Linked DNA regions of Homo sapiens: region 1 is linked to region 2. A link is a loop called in an ENCODE intact Hi-C map of the cell type or tissue named here. Cell type or tissue: gastrocnemius medialis. All regions are shown on one strand. Links, peaks and the distances in the headings refer to the core of each region. The heading gives the core; the rest is flanking DNA.

Region 1 (11,852 bases), core at 4,353-6,852, 61 kb after region 2:
AATCAGCCCATTCGCAGTATAATTGAGAGTGCCACAAATTTAAAACTTTGACCTCACTACTTAAGTGGAAGAGATAGTTTATACTACATGTAAAATACCCTCCTGTTATGCTGACAAATTTAAAACATAAAAGAAGAAAATAGCATGTCATAGTAGTCATCATTTAAGAGGGAATTATTATGTTCCTGATAACAGAGTTTCTCTTCTGTCATGTCTAGCATCAGACTCTCATCAATAAGCACTTTCCTACCAAACCGCATGCTCTTCTCAAATGTTATGAAAACACCAAACCCATACAGATGTCTCTCAATTCTCCTCATTTAATTGCTATCCACTATGAGGATAAGATATATGTGAAGTAGTTCCTAGAATAATGTTGTGCTAGTGCAAACCAAGTTTTAATTGGCACAGAGGTCTATCAGTGAAGTGCATAACTTCTAAGCAATGTGACTAAATTTTTTCTTAACTAAGAATCAAGGACTTGAACATCAAACATTAATTGAACACTTTGGTTCAAGCAAGCCATTTGATAAATATAATAACCATATTAATAAAGACAGCAGCAACAACTAATACCAAATGCTTACCATGTGCCAGGACAATGAGAATCTTAGATGAATTACCGCATTTAATTTTCATAAAAAGCCCCTGAAGTAAATAAAATTATTGCCCCCATTTTTCATATGAGGAAATTGAGGCTCAGAGATGTTAAATAACTGCCCAGATCAATTAGTTGGTAAGAGTAGGGTCGGCCTTGAAGCCAGGTCTAACTGCATCATCTCAAGCTTGTGGCTATTTTCACAGCCTTCAGGCCAGACTGCCTACTAATTACATGTTACCCAAGCAATTTAAACTAAATATTCTTGCCCTTACTCTTTTACTAAGGCTCCTGGTGAAATGCAGCTGTTACTGATCAATGGTAGTCAAATAAAAAAGCAAGATAACTTTATCAAGATTTTCCTCTGTCATCAAATTCAGGAACTCTTTTGCATATTGTATATGAACTGACACAGCTCATATAATTACATAATTTCTAAATTACATATATATTTAAGTACATTCGATGAGTTACTAAAGCATCAATCACAAAATAAAATGCACTTTACATTTTTCAGATTAAAGAAGCTAATTGATCAAGAAATCAAGTCTCAGGAGGAGAAGGAGCAAGAAAAGGAGAAAAGGGTCACCACCCTGAAAGAGGAGCTGACCAAGCTGAAGTCTTTTGCTTTGATGGTGGTGGATGAACAGCAAAGGCTGACGGCACAGCTCACCCTTCAAAGACAGAAAATCCAAGAGCTGACCACAAATGCAAAGGAAACACATACCAAACTAGCCCTTGCTGAAGCCAGAGTTCAGGAGGAAGAGCAGAAGGCAACCAGACTAGAGAAGGAACTGCAAACGCAGACCACAAAGTTTCACCAAGACCAAGACACAATTATGGCGAAGCTCACCAATGAGGACAGTCAAAATCGCCAGCTTCAACAAAAGCTGGCAGCACTCAGCCGGCAGATTGATGAGTTAGAAGAGACAAACAGGTCTTTACGAAAAGCAGAAGAGGAGCTGCAAGATATAAAAGAAAAAATCAGTAAGGGAGAATATGGAAACGCTGGTATCATGGCTGAAGTGGAAGAGCTCAGGAAACGTGTGCTAGATATGGAAGGGAAAGATGAAGAGCTCATAAAAATGGAGGAGCAGTGCAGAGATCTCAATAAGAGGCTTGAAAGGGAGACGTTACAGAGTAAAGACTTTAAACTAGAGGTTGAAAAACTCAGTAAAAGAATTATGGCTCTGGAAAAGTTAGAAGACGCTTTCAACAAAAGCAAACAAGAATGCTACTCTCTGAAATGCAATTTAGAAAAAGAAAGGATGACCACAAAGCAGTTGTCTCAAGAACTGGAGAGTTTAAAAGTAAGGATCAAAGAGCTAGAAGCCATTGAAAGTCGGCTAGAAAAGACAGAATTCACTCTAAAAGAGGATTTAACTAAACTGAAAACATTAACTGTGATGTTTGTAGATGAACGGAAAACAATGAGTGAAAAATTAAAGAAAACTGAAGATAAATTACAAGCTGCTTCTTCTCAGCTTCAAGTGGAGCAAAATAAAGTAACAACAGTTACTGAGAAGTTAATTGAGGAAACTAAAAGGGCGCTCAAGTCCAAAACCGATGTAGAAGAAAAGATGTACAGCGTAACCAAGGAGAGAGATGATTTAAAAAACAAATTGAAAGCGGAAGAAGAGAAAGGAAATGATCTCCTGTCAAGAGTTAATATGTTGAAAAATAGGCTTCAATCATTGGAAGCAATTGAGAAAGATTTCCTAAAAAACAAATTAAATCAAGACTCTGGGAAATCCACAACAGCATTACACCAAGAAAACAATAAGATTAAGGAGCTCTCTCAAGAAGTGGAAAGACTGAAACTGAAGCTAAAGGACATGAAAGCCATTGAGGATGACCTCATGAAAACAGAAGATGAATATGAGACTCTAGAACGAAGGTATGCTAATGAACGAGACAAAGCTCAATTTTTATCTAAAGAGCTAGAACATGTTAAAATGGAACTTGCTAAGTACAAGTTAGCAGAAAAGACAGAGACCAGCCATGAACAATGGCTTTTCAAAAGGCTTCAAGAAGAAGAAGCTAAGTCAGGGCACCTCTCAAGAGAAGTGGATGCATTAAAAGAGAAAATTCATGAATACATGGCAACTGAAGACCTAATATGTCACCTCCAGGGAGATCACTCAGTCCTGCAAAAAAAACTAAATCAACAAGAAAACAGGAACAGAGATTTAGGAAGAGAGATTGAAAACCTCACTAAGGAGTTAGAGAGGTACCGGCATTTCAGTAAGAGCCTCAGGCCTAGTCTCAATGGAAGAAGAATTTCCGATCCTCAAGTATTTTCTAAAGAAGTTCAGACAGAAGCAGTAGACAATGAACCACCTGATTACAAGAGCCTCATTCCTCTGGAACGTGCAGTCATCAATGGTCAGTTATATGAGGAGAGTGAGAATCAAGACGAGGACCCTAATGATGAGGGATCTGTGCTGTCCTTCAAATGCAGCCAGTCTACTCCATGTCCTGTTAACAGAAAGCTATGGATTCCCTGGATGAAATCCAAGGAGGGCCATCTTCAGAATGGAAAAATGCAAACTAAACCCAATGCCAACTTTGTGCAACCTGGAGATCTAGTCCTAAGCCACACACCTGGGCAGCCACTTCATATAAAGGTTACTCCAGACCATGTACAAAACACAGCCACTCTTGAAATCACAAGTCCAACCACAGAGAGTCCTCACTCTTACACGAGTACTGCAGTGATACCGAACTGTGGCACGCCAAAGCAAAGGATAACCATCCTCCAAAACGCCTCCATAACACCAGTAAAGTCCAAAACCTCTACCGAAGACCTCATGAATTTAGAACAAGGCATGTCCCCAATTACCATGGCAACCTTTGCCAGAGCACAGACCCCAGAGTCTTGTGGTTCTCTAACTCCAGAAAGGACAATGTCCCCTATTCAGGTTTTGGCTGTGACTGGTTCAGCTAGCTCTCCTGAGCAGGGACGCTCCCCAGAACCAACAGAAATCAGTGCCAAGCATGCGATATTCAGAGTCTCCCCAGACCGGCAGTCATCATGGCAGTTTCAGCGTTCAAACAGCAATAGCTCAAGTGTGATAACTACTGAGGATAATAAAATCCACATTCACTTAGGAAGTCCTTACATGCAAGCTGTAGCCAGCCCTGTGAGACCTGCCAGCCCTTCAGCACCACTGCAGGATAACCGAACTCAAGGCTTAATTAACGGGGCACTAAACAAAACAACCAATAAAGTCACCAGCAGTATTACTATCACACCAACAGCCACACCTCTTCCTCGACAATCACAAATTACAGTAAGTAATATATATAACTGACCACGCTCACCCTCATCCAGTCCATACTGATATTTTTGCAAGGAACTCAATCCTTTTTTAATCATCCCTCCATATCCCCCAAGACTGACTGAACTCGTACTTTGGGAAGGTTTGTGCATGAACTATACAAGAGTATCTGAAACTAACTGTTGCCTGCATAGTCATATCGAGTGTGCACTTACTGTATATCTTTTCATTTACATACTTGTATGGAAAATATTTAGTCTGCACTTGTATAAATACATCTTTATGTATTTCATTTTCCATAACTCACTTTAATTTGACTGCAACTTGTCTTGGTGAAATACTTTAACATTATAAAACAGTAAATAATTTGTTATTTTTACCATTGCTTGCTGAATTTTCTTTTGGTCATTCTGTGTTATATTTCTGCATGTACAATAGAATTTTGTCTTTTGCTTATAGTCTCTATTAATTCTTCCTTAAAAACAAACAGGACCTATGTCCCATTTATGGTCAACTTCTAATCACATATTAGAGGAGAGAAAAGTGGTTCAAATAAATAAAAATTACATCTCTTTGATTTCAAAGTGAACTATAAGATCTTTCAGAAGCAAACATAACTTCATGCTTGGGATATATTTCAGTATCTCTAAGAGCCCAGCACAGTGCTTAGACTACATTAGGAACTTAAATGTTTATAATAATGAAATAAAATACTACCGAATAATTTTGGTTTTCATGAGCACATAGAAGCAGATGATAAAATTAAAAAGCTCTGACATGTGATAGGAAGCCAGAGAAAGTACATTTGGAAATATAGTTACATTGACAAATCAAGAGTTGACTGTATTTCTACCAGAGATCAAACCTCCCATAGAACATGTATGTCTACAACCAAATCTGGAACCAGCCACTGTGACATAAACTCTTGAACACTCTACTTCAAAGCAAAAAAAAAAAAAGAAAATGTCATTCTTGTTTCTTTTTCCTATGGGGTTCCCAAAACAGTTTGAATTACTTAATGTAGGTGCTACCTACCCTGTTCATAAGGGGCCTGCATTCAAAAGCTTACAGTTTTTTTTTTTGTTTTAACCTCTTACAGTTTTTTTTAAACAAGCAAATAAAAGCCAAAGATAGTTATGAACATAAGCTATAGAAAAGGCATATTTAAAAAATACAGTATGTTAGTTGAAAGAAGTAATATAGTGTGAATTTCTTCTGTGATTATTATGCCATTTACAATATAGATGAGAATAACTCAGCCGAATCCTCCTAGAAATTCTGATATCTGCCTCATGGGAGTCCCTGGGGATAATCCATACTTCTGAGCAGAGAACAACAGCTTTCAGGGAACATTTAAATTACAAGTATGGTCCCCAAGTCACATTCCAAAACGACGATTTCAGACAAAGTAGCTTATTGCCATTTCCCTTTTTCTAACCTCATAATTGTTAATTTAGTGTGGTTAATTTTATTGCCAGTTATTGATTTTAAATACAATTCATTTAGACATCCAGGCAAACTGTGAAGATCTTTAAGAATAAAAGGAAGCTTTCACAATTATCCTCCTTTCCCCTACAAAATCAATTTCATGATAGTAAAGCGAGGATTTGTTGACAGAAACACTTCCATGGTGACGAACTGCAACACCAACGCTATGGGCTTGCATCATCATTAAATAAATTTGGATGAAAGCTGAGGCTGCTGATGAATGAGAAAGCTTCTGTTTAAACACATTTATCTTAGGAATCAACAGTGACCCAACTGTATTACAAAATACATGATGGTCTAAATGTTTATTAAAACTGTTTTTAAGTCACCTTGGGCCAGAACTCTAGAAGGAATGGCAAACTTAATTTTAGCTCTTTCAAAACAGACAATGATAATGCTGCTGCTTCATGAGATCTTTTTCTAGTTACTGAGAGTGGGTACATGTAATATTTTGGAAGGCATCGATCAACTGATCATAAAATTATGAACAATGGAAATCAGAATTTAAGAACAAAGTCTTCCCAACTTTGTCACATAATGGCATAAACAAAACACATGCTTGTGTGGCACTGGGGGAAACAGATAAAGAGGCAGAGATAACCAGCCAAGGGATTCCCATCACCCCAGGTTCCTCTTGGCTGTCCCAAGTGCTGGTGGGGGACGGGGGGAGGGAAGAAATCCATTCTTGGCACACTTGTAACTAATAGAGTTTGGGAGCCAAATTTGGGCTATTCATCAGCCCACCCATTTTGAAAGGATTCAATTTCTTATGTGAGCTACAGAAATTCTCTATAATAAAGTTAACACCATAAGTCTTGTGTTCTATTATGATAATGCACAAATTCTCATTTAATCATTTGTTCCAGATTTTAACTATATAGAGGCTTCCTAAGTAGTTAATCTAACATAACTGGAAATTTACCAAACTTTCAAGGAATACCTCTTTTAGAAGTACCTCTACTGGGAGGATTCCTTCAGTATAATAATTTGTATCAGCATCAAAATAAATTTTAGGAGACAGATTAATAACGTGTAGATTATTACAAGTGTTACTAATTAAAGTTCATAAAGGCAGCATAATTTCTGCAAAACATCTTTTTTTCTATAGAATTACACCTAAAATGACACAATGTAGATTTCTGGCCTTTAATTTTGAAAAGATTTCTTATATTTTTTTGTGTGCGTGTGAGAGAGGAGAGAGAGAAAGAGATTGGAAGATTACAGAACTTCCTTTTTCATTGACAGATAATCATAGAACTCCCCCAAAAACCAGGAAGGAAAGAGGAAGTGACACTGGAAAATCTTCAGAAATCTTCATATGAAATATGTGGGGGTGGAGGGTTGTATTCTTTGGTCCATGAGGGCTCACAGAAGATAGACTGTTTTTTCGTCTCTCTGAAAAACTCATACCATTCTTTCATTGGTCTAAGTCCTCGCTTCAGAACGAAGTTTCATTTTACTCACATTCCCACTATCTCTTTAACTCTTTAAAAGGTAGAATCCTATCACAGATTCGAATGATTTTATCATGTTTTTTCTATTTAAAAGCAATGGCAAAACTTTCCCCAGGAGGATGCCACTGCTCTCTAGGGGCACTGACAAAAATAAAATTGTCATCCTTACTAGAAGGACATTGTGCATTACTACACTTGAATCTGTACACATAAGAAAGAATCTTGATACTTGTTCAATCAAGATCATGATAAAATTACATACACTCTTTGTAAGGTCTCCACAACTATATTTTACAATGCTAAGACATTAGGCTTGGGGTCTTCATGACACCAGTTTTATTAGTCCATTTTTATACTGCTATAAAGAATACCTGAGACTGGGTAATTTATCAAGAAGAAAGGTTTTATTGACTCACCATTCCTCATGGCTGGGGGAGGCCTCAGGAAACTTACAATCATGGCAGGAGGCAAAGAAAAGCTAAGGCACATCTCACCTGGCAGCAAGAGAGCGAGAGAGTGCACAGGGGAAACTGCCACTTTTAAACCATCAGGTCTCATGAGAACTCCCTCAGTATCACAAGAACAGCAGGGGAAACCACCCCACGATCCAAACGGGGATTTCAGTTAGGAGATTTGGGTGAGGACACAGAGCTAAACCACATACATAACCCATAAAGGATAAAATTAGGGGAGCTGTGAGATGGTCATAGAAGGGATATTTTATCAAAAATTTTAGAGATTTGTAGTCTAAGGATTCTATGGTCTTTACTGGTTGAAGTAAAACTCCCAATAAAAACGTTTTAGTAGCTTCTTTGATTCTGAATATTTACAAAGTGAGTCTCCTTTGAAATATGTTAGACAAAGGCAGGGAAAGACCTTTAAATTAACCAACACTCTAGCTTTTTCCTATACCCTGGTTTCTGTTATTAAGATTTTTTTCCTCCAAATAATCATTTTGCTTTGTAATCCCAAGAGAAAAGATAGGCAAAAATGCATGCCCCAAAACTCTTATAGATCAGCGTATCTCAGAGTAAAATCCAAGATACCTGTGTGAGAATCCCCTGATATTAAGTTCCACTCAGAGCTATCCAATGAGAACCTCTGGGGGCGTAGGGCCCAGAAAGCTGCATTTTAACAAACTCTTCTGCTGGTTAATTGTGCCCTAAAACGGTACTTCAAATTTTGATCTTTTTCTGGGCTAGCAATATGCTGTAAGATACTCTCTCCCAGTGCTGGGTAGTGGCAGTGAGCCACAGCTCCCAGTCAGCCACACAATCATGAGGGTAAACAACCGATACTGTACAGCAGCAGTTCCCAATTTGGCACAAGGGACTGTTTTCATGGAAGACAATTTTTCCATGGGCGGGGGGTTGGGGGGATGGTTTCAGGATGAAACTGTCCACTCAGATCATTAGGCATTAGCTAGAGTCTCATAAAGAGTGCTCAGCCTAGACCCCTCGCATGTGCAGTTCACAATAGGGTTCGTGCTCCTATGAGAATCTAATGCCACTGCTGATCTGACAGGAGGCAGAGCTCAGGCAGTAATGCTCGCTTGCCTGCCACTCACCTTCTGCTTGCCGCTCGGCTCCTAACAAGCCATGGACTGCTACCAGTCCGTGGCCCAGGGTTTAGAGGCCCCTGCTCTACAGTGTGCTGTGTTGCTAGACAATTTTGCCCAATTGTAGATTTATGTAAGTGTTCTCTGAGCATGTTTAAGGTGGGCTAGGCAAAGCCATGATATTCAGTAGGTTAGGTGTATTAAACATATTTTCAACTTTTAATATTTTCAACTCACAGTGGGTTTATGTGGTTCTAACCCCATCATAAGTCAAAAAGCATCTGTATTGACAAGCACTGGCAAATGTATTCTGACCATAGTCCCTCTCTTTAAATTACATCTGTAGTAGGAAATGTGGCTATTCTACCCTCTAGTGGCTGGCATGACAAACAGAAGGTTTATTCTCCAAGTTTTCTTTTTATTTAAAAGGAAAGCTCAATAAAAACTTCCATTTTATTGGGTGGGAAGATTCCCGGTTTTATAACTGTAGCAAAGCATAGATGCCTAAATCTTTGGCTGAGCTAAAGTAGGCTGTCTGACACCTACAAGGTCTGTTTCTCTCTCAATCCCAGGCCCTCAACTTAAATCTGTAGCATTTCTTGGGAAGGGTCCAGAACACACATTAAATAAGGCAGTTAGATGAACCAAAACAAAGGACTCCATTCAACTTATGGCACAGTGAAGCAAATACAAGAAAGAGCAAGGAAGACAAGTAGTTTACTAAGGTTCTCAAACCTTAAACCCCATTTAAATTCATTTTACTTAAACTTCAAGCCCTTTCCTTTCCAGCAGATGGACCCTTTCCATTCCTCAAGGTACATCAAGAAGGGTAAGGCTTTTGGGCAGTCAATATATCAGAGCAGCCATCCCCCAAAGGCAATGCTGTAGGGTAAGGAATCTTGAGGGAGTCTAGCGAGTTAACTGGCCAACACCTCTAAGTACTTCATAATTTGATAATGAATTAACACCATTTACATGGGAGCACTTACAAATCTGTCAACATTCCATCAGGTACCAGGTTTTACAGTTAGAATGCCACCATAAAAATGTATTCAGGAATAACCTTTGGCATTGCAGTCAGCCATTCCAGGGATAATCACTTTTATTTGTGGCATCATTTAAAATTTCATTGTCAAAATTGTTGATCAAGAGAAATAAAACTTATCTTATTATTTGAGGCAATATTTTGAAAAACTGAAACTAGTTTTCTTATTTTAGTGAGTTCTTCTTCCTCCTCATAGCCAAATGGTCCTGGTATGATATTTGAGGGGTTACCTGAGACCATCTTTTTTTTTTTTTTTTGGCCTGTTTTAATTTATTTATTTCAATAGGTTTTTGGGGAACAAGTGGTGTTTGGTTACATGAATAAGTTCTTTAGTGCTGACTTCTGAGATTCTGGTGCAACCATCACTCGAGCAGTGTACACTGTACCCAATGTGTAGTCTTTTATCCCTTACACCCCTCCCACTCTTTCCCCTGAGTCCCCAGAGTGCACTGTATCATTCTTATGCCTCTGTGTCCTCATAGCTTAGCTCCTCCTTATGAGTGAGAACATACAATGTTTGGTTTTCCATTCCTGAGTTACTTCACTTAGAACAATAGTCTCCAATTCCATCCAGGTTGCTACGAATGCCATTATTTCATTCCTTTTCATGGCCGAGTAGTATTCCATGGTGTATATATACCACATTTTCTTTATCCGCTCATTGACTGATGGACATTTGAGCTGGTTCCATATTTTTGCAATTGCGAATTGTGCTGCCATAAACACACTTATATGCAAGTATCTTTTTCATATAATGACTTCTTTTCCTCTGGGCAGATACCCAGGAGTGGGACTGCTGGATCAAATGATAGATCTACTTTTAGTTCTTTAAGGAATCTCCACACTGTTTTCCATGCTCGTACTAGTTTACATTCTCACCAACAGTGTAAAAGTGTTCCCCTTTCACCACATCCACACCAACATCTATTATTTTTTAATTTTTTTGATTATGGCCATTCTTGCAGGAGTAAGGTGGTATTGCACTGTGGTTTTGATTTGCATTTCCCTGATAATTAGTGATGTTGAGCATTTTTTTATATGTGTGTTTGCCATTTGTATATCTTCTTTTGAGAATTGTCTATTCATGTCCTTAGCCCATTTTTATGATGGGATTGCGCCTGTTTTGTTCAGCTCTTTAAAGGCTAGCCATATTTGGACAACTACAATATACAAATATAAGCCCTACAGACCTACAAAGCCTACCTCGTCCTCAGCCATTCCTGAGGCTTTTGGATAGGTGGAGGTGAGGTTACTAATGAATATTCATGCCTGTGGTGGTTACAAGCTAATACAGAGGGAATTGAGACTTCCGAGAGAGGACCTTTTAGAAAGGTCTAAACAATAGAGGGAGTTATCTGCTGTTCCGGCAAAAGGCAAAGGTGGTTGGTTATCTACATTATTTTTCTGCCACAGGCATAGTAGAAATGGAAAGCTCCAGTTTATCTGAAAACTCTAGTTTATAATTTGATATATTTGAAAGAAACAAAGGTACAATGTATTAACACAAATATAATTGTTCAAATGTACATATACTCTGGGCCAATCTGTCAATCAAGTGAGTGGAAACGATCCTTATGCAACCAAACTTGTGTCTCAGTGACATGCGCAGTGTCTTAGTATGCAATATGTTTTCTTCAAAGCATCACATGTACACAATCGATCAATCCACTGATCATGACACATTAAACTGTGTACCTCTTACTTGCCACTGGGGCAGATATTATGGAGATGAAAGATTCACTGCCCTTGAAGAGCTTATTAACCTGGGCAAAGAAATGAAACAAGAGTATCAGACAACATTTAATCAAGTGGGAAACTGTCAATCTCTACCAATAAACTGGAGATTAAGGAAGACCACAGTAGATTAACAAAGCCTCAGTTAAGTGAAAAGATTGGGGGAAGGAGCACTGGAGGCAGGCAAATAGATCAGGTTCTAGTTTATGCCTTTTCTAGTCAGCTGTGAGGCCCTGGACAAGTCATTTAACCTTTGTGAAATAAGCGAATTGAACTTGGTGATCTTTAAGATCACATCTGGTTCTAACTTCCAATGACTTCTGAATTTGAAGTCTTGCCACCCTCCTTAAATCATTTAAAATTCCTTTTGGGAAATAAAGTTGGAGCATAAATAAGCCAACAACCTGCATGAGTTTCTTTCCTCCAGAAATTAAACTTCTTCCTCATTTTTCCACTTACAGATGTCAAAACTACTAGATGTTTCCTTCTCTAAGATTCTATGAATTGGCTGGGCATGGTAGCTCATGCCTGTAATCCCAGCACTTTGGGAGGCCAAAGCGGGCAGATCATGAGGTCAGGAGTTCAAGACCAGCCTGGCCAACATGGTGAAATCCCATCTCTACTAAAAATACAAAAATTAGCCGGGCATGGTGGTGGGCACCTGTAATCCCAGCTACTTGGGAGGCTGAGGCAG
Region 2 (11,852 bases), core at 5,739-8,238:
AACTGCCTTCTGTAAAAGATATTTATACCATTACTAACAATGAAGAAGAGAACCAATTTCTTACTTTATAACTTTACCTGAGACTAGTCTTGAATCTGACCTCAATTTAAACATGATATGATGTTGTAAAGAGTATAAAGTGAATGTTAATGACATGAATCAGACTTTCCCACTGACTTGGGCTTTGTTTAGAGATGTGTTACTTCTGGAAAAAAAAATCTAACATATCAAAAACACACTTAAAGATTATAACATTTTATTGAAAGAGTATTTTCACCTTGTCAATATAATTTCAGTATATTTCCTTTTCCCTATCAAATTCAGGTTCTCATGGCCTAGCATCACTGGTCTTCCAAAAATAAAAAAACTTCCATTGCTCATTCTCTGAAATGTCTGAGGCTTCCTCCTTCATATATCCTATATCAAGTCTTAGAGTCCAAATCCAGGATCCTGGCTTACCTTTCTCACCACATGACATATTTGGCAACAGCTCACAACACTCAGTACTGGCCCTACATGGTCCTGAAAAGTCTGATTTGTTGAAAATAGTGGGATCTAAGGCCCACTTTGCCAAATTCCCTCTCTAATTTAAATTCAGTTAGTTTGGAGTGTTTGAGAATTCTTTATCAGTTTCCTATTTAACTCAATTTCTACTTGCCAATCCTCACTTCTTTAAATTTCCTCCCTACTTATCATACACATACACTCCATTTATTTCCATGAATTTCTCAGTAACACTCTGAAATATCCGAGATGCCTGACAAACTTGTAGCTTCAGAAGATGTTTCAGAAGAAACGCATTAGCAAGATTCATGAGACTGAATATGTGTTTTCTACGTTTTTTCTTTTCTTAAAAATAAGTAATTTCCAACTCACAGCTTTTTCACACTATATCTTGCATATATGCTTCAGGGTCACGCACATAGCCCTGCTCTCACTTCCTACTCCTCAAAGATAATCCACCATGAATAGTTTCTTGTATTTATCTTTAAAAAGATTATTACAAGCATATATCAGCAATTCATGAAGATCATACAATACTTTTTCTATTCTTTTTTTAAGTGGTTGCATATTATTCAATTTTATAGATGCAATTCATTTAGCCAGGCCACCTTATGAGCTTTAGATTGTATCCTTTTTATTTCCTATTAAACATTCTTTGGTTAATTGATTCTCAGTAACTTCAAATGCCTCTTACTTTCTACTTTCCTTTAGAAATAGGTTAATCACTGGTAACAGAGAGATACCACTTCATATCCACTACGATAACTTTAATCAAAAAGATAATAACAAGTATTGACAAGGATGTGAAACTGGAACCCTCATATGCTGCTGTGTAGTAATGTAAAATGGTGCATTGGAAAATAGTCTGTCAGTTCCTCAAAAAGTTAAGTGTAGAATTATTGCCTTAGTCCGCTGGGGCTGTGATGACAAAATACCAGAGATTGGGTGGCTTGTAAACAACAGAAATTTATTTCTCACAGTTCTGGAAGGTGGAAGTCAGAGATGAGGGTGCTAGAAGTATTCTGGTAAGGGCCCTCTTCTGGGTTGTAAACCGCTGTCGTCTCCTTGTTTCCTCACGTGGTGGAAAGTGGGTGAGAAAGTTCTTATGAGGGTCACTAATTCCATTCATGAATGCCCCTCTAACCTCAAAACCTAATTATCTCCCAAAGGCTCCACTTCCTAATACCATCACATTGGGAGTTATGATTTCAACATAAGAGTTTGGGGGGACACAAATATTCAGTCCATTGCAGTTACCATACAACTCAGCAATTCTACTCTTAGGTACACACCTAAGAAGATGAAAACACATGTCCACAAAAATCTGTACACAAATATTCACAGCAGCATTATTCATGATAGTCAAGAAGTGAAAACAACCCAAATGTCCATCAACTGAGGCATGGATAAACAAAACTGTGGTATATCCATGTAATGGAATACTACTTGTCAATTGAAAAGAAGCTCTGTGGGCCAGGTGCGGTGGCTCATGCCTGTAATGCCAGCACTTTGGGAGGCTGAGGCAGGTGGACTGCTTGAGCCCAGGAGTTTGAGACCAGCCTGGGCAACATGGCAAAACTTCATCTCTACAAAAAATACAAAATTTAGCTGGGTGTGCTGGCATGCACCTGCAGTCCCAGCTACCTGGGCGGCTGAGGTAGGAGGATCACCTGAGTCCAGGGAGGTCAAGGCTGCAGTAAGCCGAGATCACGCCATTATACTCCAGCCTGGGAAACAAAGCAAGACCCTGTCTCAAAAGAAAAACAGAAAAAAGAAGCAGCAGCCCTGTGCCCATTAAGCAGTGACACTACAGCCGCTAGAAACCACTGATCTCCTTTCTGTCTCTATGGTTTTGCCTATTCTGGGCATTTCACATAAATGGAATCATACAAGATGTAGCTATTTGTCCCTGTTTTCTTTCACTTAAAATAATGTTTTCAGGGTTCAGACATGTTGTAACATGTATCAGTATACTTCATTCCTTTTTATGGCTGAATAAAACCAAAAAGGTCAGTATGGATGTATAACTTGATTGATTTAAATGACCAACAAGATAGATATAAAACTATTGATGATAATGTAGATTTCTCATGAGATAAAGTTTCACTGTGTTCTTAACACTCTAAAAATTAAAACTTTTAATGTTATTAGGAAGCAAAGAATAAAGACTTGGAACTGAAAGCAAATGATTATTTGCTGGAAAAAAAAAGAGAGAACGAACATTTTGGTTATATGTGAAAAGAGAGAAAATGGGGGATATTTGTTATCCATTCTTTCATTTAACTTAACACTATGCTTGGAACTAGGAACTAGGAAAAAAAAATAATGAAGAAGACATGGATCCTGTCTTTGAGGCCCAGGTGGAAACATAAGTAGAATGAGTTAATTAATTGTGAGCTGTAACAGAGGCATGTACAAGAGTGCTCAAGGATCTGATTAGAAAGATGGATTAGCTCTGCAGGGAGCGAATGTGAAGGTTTCCCAGCAGGCAGCAATTAGCTTCAAGGCTGAGTAGACTTAGCAGGCAGAGAAATGCACTCACAGGTACATTAAAAAGATAAATTTATGGAGTTAAGCCTCGGGTGAGGATGAGTATTTTAGAGCCAGGGCATACAGACCCTGTATGCCACAACCTTGGATTTCCCCTTTATCCTGAGACCATGAGACATTCGTCATGCAGAAAAATCTCAACCCACCACTGGCAAGTTGTTAGAGAACCTAGAGTGTATACAGGCCTTGTGTTAAGTGTGTCTAGAGTCAAATTTGGAAACAACTTAACAATAATAATACTTATTATTTTGTTATAATAACATATAATATATATTATATAATATATAATAACAAAAACAACAACCAGAAAACTATTACGAGCAAAACACCCAAGAGAAATGGATTTCACATTATCCATTATTGTACAACTTCCTGATAAAAACTTACTTTACAGCCAAATAGGATTGAAGAAATACATTTCCATTTGGCTGAAGCAAATGGAAAAATAAATCTCATTTCATCCTAAATCCCAGAAAGGGAGATGTGGGTGTGTAATGCGCTACCTAATCCCTTTGCCTAGCCTAAAATTGGCTAATTACAGCAACATGTGAATGAACAAACGGCAATGAGATATAACCAACTGGAAAAGAGAAAGAAACAGGAGCGTCTATTTATTTCAACTGTAACCTGAGCTCTGCCAAGAAGACAGGCCAGTCTCCATCTCTTCATCCTTGAAAAGGGTTGCTCAGCTAACCTTACTTAGAGAATATAACTGCCTTTGGCCATTGTTTGAGTTTGGGCCCAAGTTTCTTGGGCAACATTAAAAAAAATAACACTAGTTATGTGTTGATGCTTCCATCTATAAAATGGGCATAAATATTCTAGTTATCTACTTTCTTGCATGAGGGTTCTGAGAAGAGTATGGGTAACTATTTGGGCAAAGAATTTGAGATCTATAGGCCAAAGGGAAAATATAAACCCCATAAAATGTTTATTTACATATGGAGATAATAGTTAGAATTATAGCGTATTACTTTTTTTCAGCCTAAGGGCTAAAACATAATACTCCCCAGGTTACCTACAAAAATTGTTTCCTTGGAAAGTGGTAAGGGGTACTGGATATAACAACATGCATCTGCCACTTCACCTAGCACCTAACAACTGTGAAGACATGTGTTTGTTTACTTTAAAAGCTCTCAGTGATAGGAAGATTTATTAAAGAAATGAAACATTTCACCTCTAAAAGCTCACAGAACCCTGTTTTTGTTACATTAGTCTTGCCAGGAGAATTCTGAATGTGTTTGCATTCTATCAGTCGACAGTGTGAGTCAGTGTGTCCCAAACCAGTTTTCTAACCAGAAAGCTGAGAAGTTTGATGACACATTTAGGTAAACATACTCACTGGATGAAGTTATTTAAATTTTTATAGCCTTTTAATCCTCTCTAAGCCTTTGAAATCCATACAGGTTTTTAGACAAGATTTAAGTTCTTGTAAGTCAAAGAATAGAAATTACGTATAAACCAACTCTATTAAGAATTTCACAGGTTCTGGACATCTAAGAATACCTAATATTATACTTGAAAGTGCAATGAGGGTGAGCTGACCCCACACTGAAGCCCTTCACTGTTAAGTAATCAGCCTTATTCTTAAACAAAATTTCAGCTCTGAATACACATTTTGCCCCGAGAACTGAAATTTCTCACTCATTTTGGTCAGATGACAACAGCTCTTGTTGACAATGATAAATGAACTCTGAATATGAAGGGTTCACTCAAGTGAAAGAACAGGAAAGGGGTTGCAGACTGTGACTTTCATCACCTACTCTCCATGCAATTTCAGAATTCAATAGGCAGTTGAATGGAAATGGAATAAAAATGTGGCAAAATATACACTGAGGTTATCTAAATTAACTATAACTGATAGCAACTTTAAGTTATTATGAGTTAAATAAAATTAGCAGTGTGATGGACTTTTTTCATCTGTATGATGAAAAACATGACACACTTGATACCCTATTATTAGCAGTATTATTATTTCTTTATGCAAAGATTTTTCAAGTAAATCTACTCATTCTCTTACTCTAGAGAGTTTCTGCTTCACCTAAAAGAAATCTTGCCCTTGCCATGAATGATTATGTCTGCAGGAAAATTTGACTTTTCATTATTCACAAATTTGTTAACAAGTAACTATTGTACAAGGGGTGGCTCTAACTCCTTTTGATACCATGACTCCACCCACACCCCAGACCCCCTCACCTGACCCAAGGCTTCCACATCATTCCTACATGGATATATATGAAACATACACAAGCACATGGTACAGTGTATACACACAATCAAAATTCAATTTATTTTGCAGGTAGCACCACCAAACCCTAGCTCAGAGTACCTCTGCTCCATTTTCTGTTTGGTATTGGATCAGACAGAAAATTAATTTTATGAGAAGAGGCCAGAACTTGAAACAGGTGTCTCCCTGCATGTCTTTCACCCATAGCCTCAACTTGAAGCTCCTAAATTATGACACTTTAGCCATCTACTTGTTCAAGAAATGCTGCACTAGAACATTTGGTTCTTACATTTTCCAGGTAAGCATTCCTTTGATGGCCTGTGCACACACACATGCACACACAAAGGTTCTCCAATAATTTTTTTAAGTATAGAGTTGTTAACTGGTAAATTATTCACAAAGAGTAAATGGGGTCAGAGTAATCTCACACAGAATTTTAACTAAATCCCTGAAGCTAATTAAGATTCCCATTAAAAGAAAGAACACACACACACACACAATAGGAATTTTTTTTTGTAGATGGTAGATTCTATTTTGTATATTCTATACAAAAAATACAAAGAAAGGTCTCTTGTAAATAACTTGATAATTAGTGATAATAACAATTACATTTAATTAAATATTTACTGTCAAACACTGTGCTAAGCACAGTAGATTATCTCATTTAATCCTCCTAACAACCTTTTAAAGGAGGTAATATTATTGTCCACATAATATTCAGATAATCACCCTGAAGAAGCTCAAAGACAGTAACTTTCCCAAGATCACACTGCTAGTAACTGGAGAGGAGAATTAGGCCTCAAGGACTCTCATATCTGAGCTCTTAACACTTCTTTGCCAGTGGTTCCCAAACCTAAGTGATCATCATTATTGCCTGGGGAGACACTTAAAAGTATAGATTCCTGGGCCCAACCCCAAACATACTGAATGAGAATCTCCAACAGTGGAACTTGCAGATAGGAACATAATGGTATTTCAAATATGGTTCAAATGTTCTTTTAAGATGCCAAGAGAACACGAGTGAAGCCAGTTGTCACATAGTTGTCTAAGTCAAATCATCTGCCTTCAATAGAAAATAGCATCTCTTTTTCCACATATACCTCTTCTCACTTTATAATAGAAAGGTCTTATTTGCTAAAAGGTCAAATTAGGTAATGGACATACTATGTCAGCAATTTGTACTGACATATCCAGCTGCATGGGCTATGTTATGGAAGATGAAAGTGATACAGCACAGAAATTCTGCTGATTCAGAACTGCCGAGTTAGAACTTCACTGACAGAGAAGACACAAAAACAATTGGACAGTTTAAAAATCCTTGGCCATGCTCATTGCATGACCAGATCAATATTTACAAATATTCAATACACAGTTTCAGTACCTGAAAAATTTACTTATCATCTAGTTCATTTATTCATTCATTTCAAAATGCTTACTGAGTTCCTTCCATGTGCCAGGCACTGGATCACACATATGGCCCTTGCCCTCAGGAGGAGAAAAGCATTCAGGTGGTGGAAAAAGAGGTGATCACTGATTAGGGGATCAGGAATGGCTTGATCTCCTAATGGATCCAGATAGCATTAGCGTTGCACATTAAAAGACAGACATAGTTCAGACAAGGAGAAAAAGAGAAGGGAACACAAAAATCATTATAGGTGGACTTAATAGCATAAGGGAAGGGGATTAGGGCAAAAAGAGCAATCAAATTCAGGAAAAAGCAAGGAATATGGTTTGGCTTAAGTACACATAATGTGAAAAAACAGTGGAAGCTATGGGTGCAATGTTATGTTCAGCAAAGAGCTGCAGATGTCAAAATAAAGGGGTACGCCAGGTGCGTTGGCTCACGTCTGTAATCCCAGCACTTTGGGAGGCCGAGGCGGGTGGATCATGAGGTCAGGAGATCAAGACCATCCTGGCTAACATGGTGAAACCCTGTCTCTACTAAAAATACAAAAAATTAGTTGGGCGTGGTGGTGGGCGCCTGTAGTCCCAGCTGTTGGGGAGGCTGAGGCAGGAGAATGGCATGAACCCGGGAGGTGGAGCTTGCAGTGAGCTGAGATTGCGCCACTGCACTCCAGCCTGGGCAACAGAGTGAGACTCTGTCTCAAAAAAAATAAAAAAGAAAATTAAAAGGGTAATAGGTAGTTAAGATAACTATTCCACACCATTCCATCAGCACTATGATAACGTGACAAAGTATTAAGAGTACAAGAAGCTGAAGATCTGAGTTGAAGGGCTGCTTCCAGTATATGCTAACCAACTCTGTGTATTTGTTGAAGTCTAAATAACAGTAAGAGTCCCAAAAATATGTTTATTTAGGTTTAAATATACTCTAATTATTCAAACAAGTTTTAAATTATCTAAACATTATTTAAATAAACTTAAATATTATTTAAATAAACTTAAAAGTCGTTCTGCTCCATGAAACCATTCAGAGTTGTCTTCATCCACATGATCAATACTGAAACTCTACCATATCTCTGTTATAGGGCATGGTAGGGAGTTAGGGCATGGGTGGGGAAAATGGCAAAATACATGAAAAGTGTCTTGCTTTCAAGTTAGGGATGACCATCTCTTCTACTTATAGTTCAATGATCCAATCCAAACTCACATAGCCACTTCTCAGTACTGGAAAAGCTAGAAATGTCTGGTTGGGCAGCCATATACCCAGGAAGAGGGGGACAATTAAAGTTTTGAGGAAAACTCAGTCTGCCACAATCTTAGTGCAAACCACTTAACCTTTCTGTGTTTCAGTTTTATCTTCATGACCTTGAAGAAGTTAAAAATTTCTTGAAAAGAACATAAAGTCACCAATCATAAAAGGTTAAAAAAGTAAGACTTTATTGAAATAAATAAGTTATGTTAATCAAAATACAACAACAGGATGAAAAGGCAAGTTACAGATTGGGAGAAGATATTTGCTTATGTATAACCAACAAAAGACTCACATACAGAATATATGAACAACTCCTATAAACCAATAATTTAATAAAAAATAAGACTGACAACCCAATATAAAAGAAACAGACTTGAAGGGGCCTTAAAGAGAATATGCAAATAAGCATGTGAAAGGGAGTTTCAACATTATAAATCATCAGGGAAATACAAATTAAATTTACAACGAGGGAGTACTACAGCCCTACCAGAAAGGCTAATATTTATTTACTTATTTAGAGACAAGGTCTTGGCCCTGTCACCCAGGGTGGATGGAGTACAGTGGTGCGATCTCCGCTCACTGCAACCTCTGCCTCCTGGGCTCAAGCGATCCTCCCACCTCAGCCCCCGCAGGTAGCTGGGACCACAGGCATGCACCACCATGCCCAGCTAATGTTTGTATTTTTTGTAGAGACAGGGTTTCTCCATGTTTTCTAGGCTGGCCTTGAACTTCTAAGTTCAAGTGATCTGCCTGCCTCAGCCTCCCAAACTGCTGGGACTACAAGCATGAGCCACTGCGCCTGGCCAGAAAGGCTAAATAAAAAGATATTACCAAATGTTAAAGAAGTGAAGCAACTAGAGTTTGCATACATTTCTGATGGCAATGTAAATTCCATTTATATGAAGTTGCATTTCCATTAATATGAGAGTCCACATGCATGCAGTCCAAAACAGACAGAATTAATCTACAGTAATAGACATCAAATGGTGGCAACCTCTCAGTAAGAAAGTGGATATCAACTGGAATGTGCCACAAAGGAGGCTAGTGGCAGAGTTGGAAATATTCTATAACTTAATCTGGATAGAGACTATATAGTACACACATATGTAAAAGTGTATCAATCTGTATGCTTAATATTTGTGCACATTTAGTAAAAATAAATTATACCTCAATAAACGAGAAAAATGGAGAAATAATGATTATGCTATAAGATGTAAAATGGAGTATGTTACATGTTCTAAAGATGCAAGACATACAAAGACTAGACCAGCAATTGCTGTGGGCCCTGATGACAAGAAGATTAGTCCTAGTAAGAGCAATTAGAAGACTGGTAGAGGACAAGAGAGTTTGGCTTTGGAATCCTGTGGTTGAGGAACTGGTGAGATATCTAGGAGTAAGTGCACACATGGGACTAGATGGAACTCAGGCCAGCAGTGGTGAAGGTAAAAATTTGGGAGTTTCAGCACAGAAGGGAAGTTGAAACAGTAGTAGATGATAGTCCCAGGGGAGAAATACTGTGGAAAGCAAAGAGTTGGCCTGTCCTGGCAAATGCCTACATTCAAAGGGGGATAAGCTATCTAGGAAGGTAGACAAGAAGCAGTCTATGAAACAGAAAGAGAACTTGGAAAGACCAGTGGGAGTCACCAGGCAGTCAACTATGTTAACTGGCATGGAGCAGTGGCAGAGGATGAAGTCAGAGTGAAGGCTTTTGGATCTGAGGATGCCACCAATGACCTCTGAGAGAACAATTTCTTCAGAATGGTAGACACTGAAACCTGACTTCAAGGACCCAAAGAAGGTGGTGAGGATGTAGACGTAAAGAGTGTAATAATACTCCTTCAAGAGGTTTGCCAAGGACTGGTAGGAAAGAGAGAGGCTGGTCACTTGTAGAAACAGTGAAATTAGGGGGAAAAGCCAACTGAGATTGAAGATTCTAGAGCAAAAGAGGATGGATAGAACGAAGTCTCGCAGAAGAGAAGTGGGTGTGGGAGGCAAGAAGGAGGTAGTTGCTACAGTGATAATGGGGTAAAATTAGCATGAATCTAAAATTGACTGGAAGGCAATAAGCAGCCATAAAGAAAAGTAAAAACAAACAAACAAAAAAACAAAAAAAAGAGAAAAGTAAGGAAACCTCAAGGCTTACTATGTTTGAAATAAAAAGATGTCAAAATAACAAGAATTAATGTTTGGAAGGCTCTTTGACCTCATTTTAATGGAATATCCTATTCTAAAGAAGCATAGTAAATATATTTTTAAAAAGCTCTATTTTAATTTGATAATTCAAAAATGCTAGGGCTGAAAACACTGCCTTCATAGAAACCAAATAAATTTTTGCCAGGCAGATTCTACTACTGAAAATGGTTACAAATACTTGATTGGATAGCAATGTTTTCTCTCCCTACTGAAAGATCTCTTCCAAGATTAGGAACAAAAATACTAGCAAATGATGAAAATAAAATAAGCACATTCTAATGGTGAAACAATCTGGCCTATGGCCCTTATAGACCTTTGTTTATTGTAATGAAAGCCATACACTTATCATTAAGAGCAATAATAACAAAAACATTCATCACACTCACTATTGCCAGAAATGTAAAGTGCTTGTCTGAAAATTGGGCAGCTTAAACCAGGTAAGCAGATTTTAAGGTCCAATCAGATTCTGAAATAGGAGTGTTTGCTTAGAAAAACAAGATGCATATCTCAACAGTTACTCTTCCTGGCCAGAGATCTTGCTTAACTCAATTAGCTTGGGCTTGTTTCTATTACTTGAAGCCATATTTTTCTATTACCAAATGAAGAGTTTTTTATTTAGGACAAATGAGTACCATTAAATGAAGCAGCAGGGGACGACAGCTCTATTATTTCTTATTTCTGCCTCAGAAATAAGAAAAGAGCATTGTGTAGTTTTCTATATGAAGCATCTTAGTAAAAAAAGACACACTTTTTTGGGGGCCACGTCACTGATCCAACCAGCCCAGGGTCCCAGTTTCTCATGGTAGCTACAAGGATGTTGTGTAGGGTCCTGTTAAGATGCAAGCTTAAAAAATGAATTACTCCTAACAGCCAATTTTTGGAATCATCCATAAATCTATCAAAATTCTTCTAAACCTACTTTTTTTTTGGTCCACCTAACCCATATGGAAAATTCTTTAAAACATGCATACATGGCCGGGCGCGGTGGCTCACGCCTGTAATCCCAGCACTTTGGGAGGCCGAGGCAGGTGGATCACGAGGTCAGGGGTTCGAGACCAGCCTGACCAACATGGTGAAACCCCGTCTCTACTAAAAATACAAAAATTAGCTGGGTGTGGTGGCAGGCGCCTGTAATCCCAGCTACTCAGGAGGCTGAGGCAGGAGAATTGCTTGAACCCGGGAGGCGGAGGTTGCAGTGAGCTGAGATCACGCCACTGCACTCCAGCCTGGGTGACAGAGCGAGATTCCGTCTCAAAAAAAAAAACATGCATATGTGTATACATATACACACATGTATGAATACACACAGATTTATGACGTGCCAGCTACTGTTTTAAGTGCTTCTCTCTTAAACTTTAATCCTCATAACAACCCTATGAGAGAGTTACTATTATAAGCAGCATTTTGCAGATGAAGAAACTGAGGCCTGAGATGATAAATAAGGTACCTAGGGACACAAAAGTATAAATGGGCAGGAAAGGAATTAAACCCAGAAGTTTGACCATTTGTTTATATCCTTAATCATGAAACCTCAGATTCTAACAGTTCTAGGTTTAGGTGAACAGGAGTATTTGTCCTGCCACACTGCTTATGATTTTATAGATTTTAGTTGCTTTAAATAAATCACTTTCATAGATTTTTTTCCTCTTTAATCTATCAATTTATCATCTAAATTTCAGACTATCTTCACATGGAAGTTACCCCATTACCATTCTGTCTGTG

What was found. Hi-C counts contacts between places; a loop is a spot of excess contacts. Peaks named below come from ENCODE experiments on the same cell type or tissue, not always from the same donor. Only the 100,000 strongest peaks of a DNase experiment are listed, where the experiment ranks them.
Region 1: it touches region 2 in a loop (2.2-fold over the local background); 3 of 110 quality-filtered maps call a loop at or near these places.

The regions. Positions count from the first base shown.
Region 1 is chr3:99,840,334-99,852,185 of GRCh38, reverse strand. The region is part of intron 1 of CMSS1 (cms1 ribosomal small subunit homolog); the gene reads right to left. It overlaps FILIP1L (filamin A interacting protein 1 like), which reads left to right. Exons shown (of 6, transcript NM_001387850.1): 5 at 1,116-3,891. The region is part of intron 1 of LOC105374010 (a long non-coding RNA gene); the gene reads right to left. Among named protein-coding and RNA genes, the nearest start is that of HP09053, 22 kb to the right of the region's middle. RefSeq lists an enhancer at 8,190-8,691. In gastrocnemius medialis, for the core only: no CTCF peak of the experiment used is centred there; a DNase peak (open chromatin) is centred at 5,534; H3K27ac peaks cover 2,500 bases.
Region 2 is chr3:99,902,801-99,914,652 of GRCh38, reverse strand. All of the region lies in intron 1 of CMSS1 (cms1 ribosomal small subunit homolog), which reads right to left. All of the region lies in intron 4 of FILIP1L (filamin A interacting protein 1 like), which reads left to right. All of the region lies in intron 1 of LOC105374010 (a long non-coding RNA gene), which reads right to left. Among named protein-coding and RNA genes, the nearest start is that of MIR3921, 56 kb to the left of the region's middle. In gastrocnemius medialis, for the core only: no CTCF peak of the experiment used is centred there; no DNase peak of the experiment used is centred there; H3K27ac peaks cover 2,500 bases.